Linked DNA regions of Homo sapiens: region 1 is linked to region 2. Evidence: chromatin loops called from intact Hi-C (ENCODE). Cell type or tissue: heart right ventricle. All regions are shown on one strand. Links, peaks and the distances in the headings refer to the core of each region. The heading gives the core; the rest is flanking DNA. Region 1 has its middle 4.0 kb from the start of MIR22HG. Region 2 overlaps SMYD4 (SET and MYND domain containing 4).

Region 1 (5,366 bases), core at 306-5,305, 64 kb before region 2:
CTTCCTGCCTTGCGCCCCAGTAACAGCTGATTGTTGGAAAGTGTGACCTCTGGGGACGAATCAGCTGTTACCACATCCTCCTCCTTGCTTACCCTCCTCCATCCCCTTATCCACTCCCATGGGTGGTGAAGGAAAGAACGTGGGGGATGTGATTGTATGATCTTTCTTTTCCCCCATCACTCCAAGACTGTCTCCCCCAACCCCAACCCCGCTCTGCTCCTTAGTTCTTCAGAGGCTCTGGGCTTGGAAAGAGAGGTATTTCCTGTTAGCACAGTAAATTCAGACTCTGTGGTCTAGACCCTCCCTGGTCTAGGGGAAGGCCAGTACTGGGGAGGTCCAGAATGGTGGCTGGCGCTGGGGAGGGTACAGTGAACCCGAGGACCAAGCCTGGGGAGGAGGAATGGCTATGGGAAGCAAACTTGGGGTTCAGAACGCTGCTTCTCAGGCCAGCCGCCCCCTACTTCCTACTCAAGTTGCCCTATTCCTCCATGGACAGGTGTCTGCTGATGGGATCCTCCTGCTTTTGCCCATTTACTCCACCTCCTTATTTATTTTTTTTTTTTCTGTTTTTGAGACAGAGTCTCGCTCTGTTGCCCAGGCTGGAGTGCAGTGGCGCGATCTCGGCTCACTGCAACCTCCACCTCCCGGGTTCAAGCGATTCTCCTCCTTCAGCCTCCTGAGTAGCTGGGATTACAGGCGTGCGCTACCACTCCCAGCTAATTTTTGTATTTTTAGTAGAGATGGTGTTTTGCCATGTGGGCCAGGCTGGTCTCGAACTCCTCACCTCAGGTGATCCACCCGCCTCGGTCTCCCAAAGTGCTAGGATTATAGGCGTGTGAGCCACCGCGCCCGGCCGCATTCACTCCACTTCTAACTGTTCTCAGCTGCCACCTGGTCCCTGGGCCGCTCCATTTTTGGCTTTTGGCGGTGCCCTGCCCACATGGCCACCCCCCATAGCAAGGGTCCTAATTGCTCAAGGACTGCAGGTGGGACACGTTGGCCCCAGAAGCCAGCGTCTTTGGCTGGGAAGTGCTGGGAAGACCCAGGTAAATATTTTGCCTCGATCCTGAGTTGGGAGTCAGGGTCACTCCAGGACAAGCTTAGTGTGAAGTCCTAGGACTGACTTGGCAAGGCGTGGAGAAATTGAGCAGGGCCCTGGCCAAGCATGGAAGGAAGTGAAGCCTCACCAGTGGCCCCTATTCTCCATTATCCTGAGCATAGAAATCCCATCCCTTTCCCACTCACGGCCCTTGGGGTGACCCTTTTCCATTTTGTTCTGAACACTGACCCCACCCCCTAGGTCAAAAGCACAGGCTTCGAGTCCAGGGTTTCGCCACCTCAGCACCCACTGGCATTTTAAGTAGAATAATTTCTTGTGGGAGGGCTACCGGGTGCACAATAGGACATCCACGTGGTCCCTGGCCTCTGTCCTAGATGTCAGTGGCAACACCCACCCACCCCCAGCTCCCAGTTTTGACAACCAAAAGTATCTCCAGACGTTACCAAATGTCTCCTAGGGGCCAAAATCTCCTCCAACTGAGAACTACTGTGTTAGGCACACTTAGATTCAAATTCCAGCTCTTACTAGCTGTGAACTTGTTACCGATAATTTCCCCTCATCTACAACATACGGTGAATAAGGAATTCAAGCCTTGTTGTAGGGATTTCAACATTTAAAAATATTTTAAAAGTTAAAAATGTGCCCGGGCGCGGTGGCTCATGCCTGTAATCCCAGCACTTTGGGAGGCTGAGGCAGGCGGATCACGAGGTCAGGAGATGGAGAACATCCTGGCTAACACTGTGAAACCCCGTCTCTAATAAACATACAAACAATTAGCCGGGCGTGGTGGCGGGCGCCTGTAGTGCCCAGCTACTTGGGAGGCTGAGGCAGGAGAGTGGCGTGAACCCAGGAGGCGGAGCTTTGCAGTGAGCCAAGATTGGGCCACTGCACTCCAGCCTGGGTGACAGAGCAAGACTCCGTCTCAAAAAAAGAAAAAAAAAAAAAAATTAAAAATGTGGCCAGGCACAGTGGCTCATACCTGTAATCCCAGCACTTTGGGAGGCCGAAGCAGGTGGATCACTTTGAGCCCAAGAGTTCAAGACCAGCCTGGGCAACGTGGCAAGACCCTCTTTAAAAAAAAAAAAAATTAAAAAATGGCCTGGCGAGGTGGCTCACACCTGTAATTGTAGCACTTTGGGAGGCTGAGGCAGGCAGATTGCTTGAGCTCAGGAGTTCGAGACCAGCCTGGGCAACATGATGAAACTCTAGCTCTACCCAAAATACAAAACATTAGCCAGGTGTGGTGGTATCTGTGGTCCCAGCTACTCAGGAGGCCGAGGCAGAGGTTGCAGTGAGCCAAGATGGCGCCACTGCACTCCAGCCTAGGTGACAGAATGTGACTCCATCTCAGAAAAAAACGAAAAACAAATTTAATTAGAAAACACCTAGCATAGATTTAATTAGAAAACACCTAGCGTAGATTTAATTAGAAAACACCTAGCGTAGATTTAATTAGAAAACACCTAGCATAGTACCTGCCACACTGGTCCGCAGCTGGTGCACTACTTTTCTCCCTGCCGGATTAGCAAGAGCTGACCCCGCTCAACATGGGCTGACTGGTGGGGCAGCTGCAGCCTCTGTCCCTGACTATCCAAGACATGACCTCCCGGAAACCCAATACTGAGGCTGGCCAAGGGGAGCGGCTAATTTGGTCTGAGATTCCCCAGAGCCCAAAGGTGCTTGCATTGGGATTCAGGGAACACGCTTACTGGGGGCAGTGAGAGGGAAATTCCGGAAGAGAGCTGTTACAGACGTTACTTCTCAAGACATAGCCTGAAGGTTGCTGCATCAGAATTACCTCGCGTACTTGTTAAACATTTAGATAGCTGTATCTCACTCCAGACTCCTGAATTAGAATTATGCCCTAAAGGGCCGGGCATGGTGGCTCACGCCTGTAATTCCAGCACTTTGGGAGGCGGAGGCGGGCGGATCATCTGAGGTCAGGAATTTGAGACCAGCCTGGCCAACATGGTGAAACCCCATCTCTACTAAAAATACAAAAGTTAGCCAGGCGCCTGTAATCCCAGGTACTCGGGAGGCTGAGGCAGGAGAATTGCTTGAACCTGGGCGGTGAAGGTTGCAGTGAGCCGAGATCGTGCCACAGCACTCCAGCCTGGGCGACAGAGTCAGACTCCGTATCAAGAAAAAAAAAAAAAAAAGAATTATGCCCTAAAATTTGAAAACTACTGCCCTAGGGCTCAGATTGGGCCAGGGTTTGAGGCCCCAGGAATCCCAGTGCGCCAGTTCCCAATATTGCTAGGACATCTCTATTCTCGGGAGGAAAGGAGAATTTCAAGAGGTAAAATTAGGTACACTCAAGGTCACTGCTGCAGTGTAACCCCAGTACCGCTAGAGGGCAGGGCACACACAGACTTGCAGACAGAAAAAGTAGTACCTGCTCAATCTAGGTAAACTGAGACCAGCGCAAAGAACAGGTGGACCCAGCCAGCTCTATTGGTACTAAGAAGCAAGCACTACCTTCTAACCATCAAAACATATCCTCTGATTTCAGGTATTTATATCAAAGTTGGGGCTGGGCACTGTGGCTCACGACTGTAATCCCAGCTCTACTAAAAATATAAAATTTAGCTAGGCGTGGTAGCAGGCACCTATAATCCCAGCTACTCGGGATGCTGAGGCAGGAGAATCACTTGAACCCGGGAGGCGGAGGTTGTGGTGAGTCAAGATGGTGCCATTGCACTCCAGCCTGGGCAACAAGAGCGAAACTTTGTCTCGAAAAAAAAAATTAGCTGGGCTTGGTGACGCTGCCTGTAGTCTCAACTACTCGGGAGGCTGAGGTGGGAGGATCACCTGAGCCTGGGGAGGTCGAGGCTGCAGTCAGCTGTGACAAATCACTGCACTGCAGCCTGGGTGACAGAGTGAGACCCTGTGTCAAAAAAAATAAATAAAAAATCACTCGGGCACCATGGCTCACACCTGTAATCCCAGCATTTTGAGAGGCCGAGATGGGCCGATTGCTTGAGCCCAGGAGTTCAAGACCAGCCTGGGAAACATGGCAAAACCTGGTTACTACAAAAATACAAAAAATTAGCTGGATGTGGTGGCACATTCCTGTAGTCCCAGCTACTCAGGAGGCTGAGGTGGGAAGTTCACCTGAGCCTGGAAGGTCGAGGCTGCAGGGAGCCAAGATCACACTACTGCATTCTAGCCTGGGCAACAGAGTGAGACTCTGTCTTAAAAAAAAAAAAAAAAATCAGGCCGGGCACGGTGGCTCACACCTGTAATCCCAGCACTTTGGAAGGCCAAGGCAGGCAGATCACCTGAGGTCGGGAGTTTGAGACCAGCCTGACCAACATGGAGAAACCCTGTCTCTACTAAAATACAAAAATTAGCCGGGCATGGTGGCACATGACTGTAATCCCAGCTACTAGGGAGGCTGAGGCAGGAGAATCGCTTGAACCCGGGAGGCGGAGATTGCGGTGAGCTGAGATCGCGCCATTGCACTCCAGCCTGGGCAACAAGAGCGAAACTCTGTCTTAAAAAAAAAAATCTTCTTAAAAGGGGTGGTGAGGATTACACAAAACAGGGTATGCAAAATGCTTAACAGATGACTAGCTCCTGGTAATGCTCCATACAAGTTTGTTGTAAGTTACTACTGCCCAGGATCATATGACCAAGCACATGAGAGGCTCCAGCTACCCTTCAAGGAAGAGGAGACAGATGAAATCAGATCATGGCTGAGACATTCCTGTTTTCTCTCTCTTTTTTTTTTTTTTTTTGAGATGGAGTCTCACTCTGTTGCCCAGGCTGGAGTGCAGTGGCGCTATCTTGGCTCACTGCAACCTCTGCCTCCTGGGTTCAAGCGATTCTCCTGCCTCAGCCTCCCAAGTAGCTGGAATTAGAGGCGTCCGCCACCACACCTGGCTAATTTTTGTATTTTAGTAGAGATGGGGTTTCTCCATGTTGGTCAGGCTGGTCTTGAACTCCTGACCTCAGGTGATCTGCCCATCTCAGCCTCCCAAAGTGCTGGGTTACAGGCATGAGCCACCGCACCCGGCCCTCCTATTTTCTCTCCTATCAGGCCTAGTTTTCTTTTCTTTTCTTTCTTTCTTTTTTTTTTTTTTTGAGACGGAGTCTCACTCTGCCACCCAGGCTGGAGTGCAGTGGTGTGATCTCAGCTCACTGCAACCTCCGCCTCCCAGGTTCAAGCGATTCTCCTGCCTCAGCCTCCTGAGTAGCTGGGATTACAGGCACCCGCTGCCACACCCGGCTAATTTTTTTGTGTTTTTAGTAGAGATGGAGTTTCCCCAAGTTGGCCGGGCTGGTCTTGAACTCCTGACCTCAT
Region 2 (5,366 bases), core at 279-5,278:
ACCTGAGCCAAGGGAGGTAAGAGGAGTTAGTTCACTGATTTGTGAGGCAAATGTTAATTGAGGGCCTACTCACACACCGTGAAGAATGTAAGATCATTTCTGTCATCAAGGATCCTACAATCTAGAACAGTAAGTAAGACACTGTCACAAACACGCTGCAAAACAAAAGTGTGAGAAAACAGTTATAAAAGATAGTATAGACGCCAGGATCCTGAGAACACGAGGCAAATCTCAAAGCTTTTTTTTTTTTTTTTGAGACAAGAGTTTCACTCTTGTCGCCCAGGTATTTGTGCGACCTCGGCTCACTGCAACCTCCGCCTCCCGGGTTCAAGTGATTCTCCTGCCTCAACCTCCTGGGCAGCTGGATTACAGGCGTGAGCTACCACACCCGGCCTCAAAGTTTTCATCTGGTATTTACCACAGGTTTACATAGCAGTTTTCATTTTAGGGTGACCATCTTAGGGCTGACCTCTGACCTAACTCTGCAGCCCTTTTCTCTCTCTCTGACCAAACAGAATGTCTCTGTGTCTTGGGTACCAGGCCCACTCAGCACAGCCTTAGGTTGAAGCTTTAAGCACTTTCTCATAGCCACATACACCAAGGGCAGCTTTACCAGGGTTGGAGGTTCCACCCGGAAATCCTGAAATTGGGCCCTAAATGGTCTCAGTAGCAAAAGTGGATTTGGCATCAGCTCATCAGCGTGCTGTTCTTTCCTTTTAACCTTCAAAGTAGAACAGGGGATTTAAAACAAAAAACAAACAACAGCAGCAAAAAAGCAGGGTTTCTCGACCCTGACACTATTGACACTGTTGCTGGCTCCTTCTTTGCTGGGGTTGGTGGGGGGGGCACTGTCTTGTACCCGGGAGGATGCTTAGCAGCACCTCTGGCCTCTTTCGAATAGATGCCAGCAGCACCCCCCTTCCAAGTCATGACAATCCAAAATGTCTCCAGAGATCGCTTGAGCCCAGGAGTTGCAGGAAGCAGTGAGCTGTGACCGAGCCACTGTACTCCAGCCTGGGCAAGACAGCAAGACCCCTTCTCAAAAAAAAAAAAAAAAAAGTCTCCAGGCAATGCCACATGTTGTCTGGGGGTAAAATCAGCCCTGGTTCAAGCAAACGCTTTAAAAGGAAGAGGATGCAGAGTAGGGAGAAGGCAGAGAGCCTGGAGCTGAGAGTGCTGGGAATGAGACAGCCAAAGGGGCTGTGACGAACCAGAGAACAACCAGAAGGAGAGCTATACTGGAGGGTGGGTGGGGCTGCCTGGCCAAGTTCTCTCTGGGAAACTCACTTGAGATCTAAAAGCTTTCCCCATATCTCCCAGGAGGAAATTCTTTTTTTTTTTTTTTTTGAGATGGAGTCTCGCTCTGTCGCCCAGGCTACAGTGCAGTGGCGCGATCTTGGCTCACTGCAAGCTCCGCCTCCCAGGAGGAAATTCTAAAGCGTTATGTTTGTTAGCAAAACAGAAGGCAAAGATCTCTCCTAAAGAGGAAATAAAGAAGTTTCAACATGCTTTTAAAAACACCATAGAAAAAAAGTAATACCCAGAAGAGCCTAGGAAAGGAACAGTGTGTGCCCTGTGAAGTGGGAAAGGGACTCACCCGTTGAAAAAGATCTGGGCCAATTTGAAGAGCTCATGGCCCATTTCAACACTGGACGGCCCGTGGCGAACCTCCACCACGTAGAGACTCCTCTGTAGATGGGTGGCTGACTTTTGCCAGTCTCCTGTGAGAAGAGAAAAATCTTGTTCCAGAAAAGAACCACTGTCAACTGTGGATGCATATTTTCAGGGGGAGGAAATGGAACGAGAGGGGGAGCACCCTCAGTTTACAGAGCGGGGGGTAACCAGGCAGACAAGGCCGGGGCCACGGCGAAGTGCCCACAGCAGACTGTTCCCGACGCAGAACGTGAAGGCTCATGCTGTACCTAAGGCAGCACAGGCCCGGGCCAGGCCATCCGCGATCTCTCCCACCACGGCGTGCTCTGCCCACAGGAAGCTCTCGGCGTCACGCTGGCACCCCGACAGCCGCTGAACAGCTCGCTCTGTCAATGCAGAGGAAAGACGTCTCACTATAGACAGAAGCCCAGTCCTAGGAATGAGAATCCAGGTCTCAAATCCTCTGAATCAGCTGGGCTGAATGTGGAAATTCCCCCTGGCCTCCCTGGGTTGTCACCAACGCACAATGTCTGTTCCAATAAAGCTGCTGTTTTCTTCTGTTTTCTCTGTCAGTGGAGAAAGGCGCTAGGGGAGGCCTCCCCACATTTACACTGTATTTTCAACATTAACTTCCCAACTCGACCAACTCTACCTTTCACGTACGGCCATGATTTCTCTTGACCCTGAAATCTAAGCTAAAGGTCAACTTTCATAAAGCAGGGTAAATAAAAATCCCATGATGTCAAGCTCTAAGGCAGGGTTTTCAAGGGCAATGGGGAGCTCCGCAAGTCTCAGACAAAAGCAAGACACTCCTATCAGCTGGGCTCACGCCCCACTGCTCTCTAGCAGAGACTAGCTCTGAGGAGGGAAGAACCGCCCTTCTAGGAAGTTACATCACTAGGCCCTGGAATTAAAATAAATGACACTCAACTTCTGGAACTGCACACAGCTCACGGATGTCAGCGATGACCCGTTAGTTGGCAGGGGTACTTCAACTTAGCAATCAGATGCAGAAGAAAACAACAGCTGAAATCACCTGGCCCCTTTTCAAGGGCCCCACAGTAACAAAGCTGGTCAGGGTTTGGACTCACTGGCCTATATAGCCATCTTGTGGCTGGCATGGGGATAATTACATCCAATTCTCCCATCAGTACTGAGTATCCCTGAGTCCAAAACGGTATCAGAACAAATAAAAGGGAAGGGGCTGGAGGACCAAAGCAGGGAGCCAGTCTCACCTAGTTCACCATCTCTGAGAAGCTTCTGGGCCACTCTGACCTGCTGCTGTAGGTCCTGTAACCGAGAGACCAGGTGGTCCCTGCTGACGGCGGATTCTGCACAAGATCTGCTGCCACAGCGCAGCACGTCATCTCCCTGTGGAAGTCAGTTTTCTCTTTATTCCAATGCCAGGGTCAGTTATCAACACCGCCTGTGCTTACATTACAGGACTGCTCCATAGTTTCTTACCTCATGGGGGAAAGAGACTCCTGTAACAATACATCGTGACGAAAGTCTGAGCGAATTTTGTTTGATGGCGGCAATGGCGGCAATTCTAATGAAGTGTATCAGCAGTAGCTGATCCCACCTGAGATTTCATTTTTGGAACAGAACTGGTACAGTGCACAATTTCTTTCCACTTCTATAGCCCCTCTTGTCGCTTTTTGGGGCCAGGACTTTAGATGACAAACATTTCTTTTTTTTGAGATGGAGTCTCGCTCGGTCTCCAGGCTGGAGTGCAGTGGTGCGATCTCGGCTCACTCCAAGCTCCGCCTCCCGGGTTCACGCCATTCTCCTGCCTCAGTCTCCCGAGTAGCTGGGACTACAGGTGCCCACCACCAAGCCCGGCTAAATTTTTGTGTGTGTTATTTATTTTTTTTTTTTAGTAGAGACGGGGTTTCACCGTGTAAGCCAGGATGGTCTCGATTTTCTGACCTCATGATCCGCTCGCCTCAGCCTCCCAAAGTGCTGGGATTACAGGCGTGAGCCACCGTGCCCGGCCTTGATGACAAACATTTCTAGTAGTTATGAAAAAGTCCTCAGAAAACCAATAGAAGGCCAGGTGCGGTGGCTCACGCCTGTAATCCCAGCACTTTGGGAGGGCGAGGCGGGTGGATCCATGAGGTCAGGAGATCGAGACCATCCTGGCTAACACGGTGAAACCCCGTCTCTACTAAAAATACAAAAAATTAGCCGGGCATGGTGGTGGCGGGCGCCTGTAGTCTCACCTACTCGGGAGGCTGAGGCAGGAGAATGGCGTGAACCCGGGAGGTGGAGCTTGCAGTGAGCCGAGATTGCACCACTGCACTCCAGCCTGGGTGACATGAGAGAGACTCTGTCTCACAAAAGAAAAAGAAAAAAAAAAAAAAAAGAAAACCAATAGAAAGGCTGGGCGTGGTGGCTCACGCCTGTAATCCCAGCGCTTTGGGTGGTCGAGGCAGGTAGGTCGCTTGAGGCCAGGAGATCGAGACCAGCCTGGCCAACATGGAGAACATGGCCAACTCGTCTCTACTAAAAATACAAAGATTAGCTGGGCATGGTGGTGCATGCCTGTAATCCCAGCTACTGGGGAGGCTGAGGCAGGAGAATTGCTTGAGTCTGGGAGGTTGAGGCTGTGGTAAGCAGAGATCGTGCCACTGCACTCACTTCAGCCTGGATGACAGGGCAAGACCCCATCTCAAAAAAAAAAAAGAAAAAAAAAAAAACTAATAGAAAAAGGTGCTAGGTGCGATCGTCCTACATTTGACCTTGGGTCTCCAAGTTTAGCTTTCTAACACAACCGGCTCTGCCTTTCACTCATGACTCCCCTAAGAAGAATACGGCACTTGTGGCAGAGGGGAAACCTCCGAGGTGGACATCTGCTGTGTTTCAAAGGCCGATATCTATTTTCTCATTTGGCAACAGCAACCCAACCCAGTTTCTCATAAGGATCCCTCTCACCCTCAGTCCCATGGCCCTTGCCCTACAGCTGAGGGTGTGGCATGTGGCTCACATATGGCTCCTTCCTCTGGCCCAAATGGCTGGAGGAAAACTATGTCTAATTTTCCTCCAGCCACAGTTCTCAGGTCAATGAAACACAGTAACATCTCTGCCCAGGCTGCTGTTTGAGTGGCATGTGCTCTTATCCTCCTTGGCAGGAAATCCGCAGGCTGGGCTGCTGGCAGCCATCCTGCATCGTAAGAGGGAAGTCTATCTGAGGATGGGCTAACACAGAGAAAATGAAGCTGAGAGGGGTGGACAGAAAGCCCCTGGATCAAGCTGTATCTTAAGCAGCCTTATCCTGGAATTTTTCTCATAACATTTTTTTTGGTAGAGACAGGGTCTTGCTATGTTGCCCAGGCTGGTCTTGAACCCCTGGCCTCCAAGTGATCTGTCCACCTCAGCCTCCCAAAGTGCTGGGATAATAGGCATGTGTCACTGTGCCCAGCCTATCCTGGGACTTTTCAATGACTGACTTCAGCAAATAAATTCCCAGTCTCCCCCAGATCCCAAACCAGTTCAGATGGGATCTTCTGTCCTTTATAAAGGAAACATTACTAAATTGAACCTTTCCCTGTGGTTTCTCTGGAGGGGAACTAGTGTATGGGGATGACTGGCTAAAATGGAGGTGATATTACTGGTCTCAGCACTTACAAGTCCCTGATGGCTTCCTCCTAAACACTGATCACCCTTGGGGTGGAAAACTGACCTCCAGGAAAAGTGGAGGAGACAGAAGAGAG

What was found. A loop is a pair of places that touch in the nucleus more often than their neighbours do. Peaks named below come from ENCODE experiments on the same cell type or tissue, not always from the same donor. Only the 100,000 strongest peaks of a DNase experiment are listed, where the experiment ranks them.
Region 1: it touches region 2 in a loop (7-fold over the local background); 102 of 110 quality-filtered maps call a loop at or near these places.

What each region holds. Positions count from the first base shown.
Region 1 is chr17:1,717,565-1,722,930 of GRCh38, forward strand. It overlaps a transcript of WDR81 not described here. Among named protein-coding and RNA genes, the nearest start is that of MIR22HG, 4.0 kb to the left of the region's middle. In heart right ventricle, for the core only: CTCF peaks have their summits at 3,413 (motif pointing right) and 3,618; a DNase peak (open chromatin) is centred at 3,427; H3K4me3 peaks cover 377 bases; H3K27ac peaks cover 4,141 bases.
Region 2 is chr17:1,781,438-1,786,803 of GRCh38, forward strand. SMYD4 (SET and MYND domain containing 4) reads right to left here. Exons shown (of 11, transcript NM_052928.3): 8 at 2,889-3,024; 9 at 1,923-2,039; 10 at 1,598-1,721; 11 at 1-2. Among named protein-coding and RNA genes, the nearest start is that of SERPINF1, 22 kb to the left of the region's middle. RefSeq lists an enhancer at 2,418-2,712. In heart right ventricle, for the core only: CTCF peaks have their summits at 2,769 (motif pointing left) and 2,968; DNase peaks (open chromatin) are centred at 1,294, 1,664, 1,974, 2,594 and 1 weaker place; H3K4me3 peaks cover 1,239 bases; H3K27ac peaks cover 5,000 bases.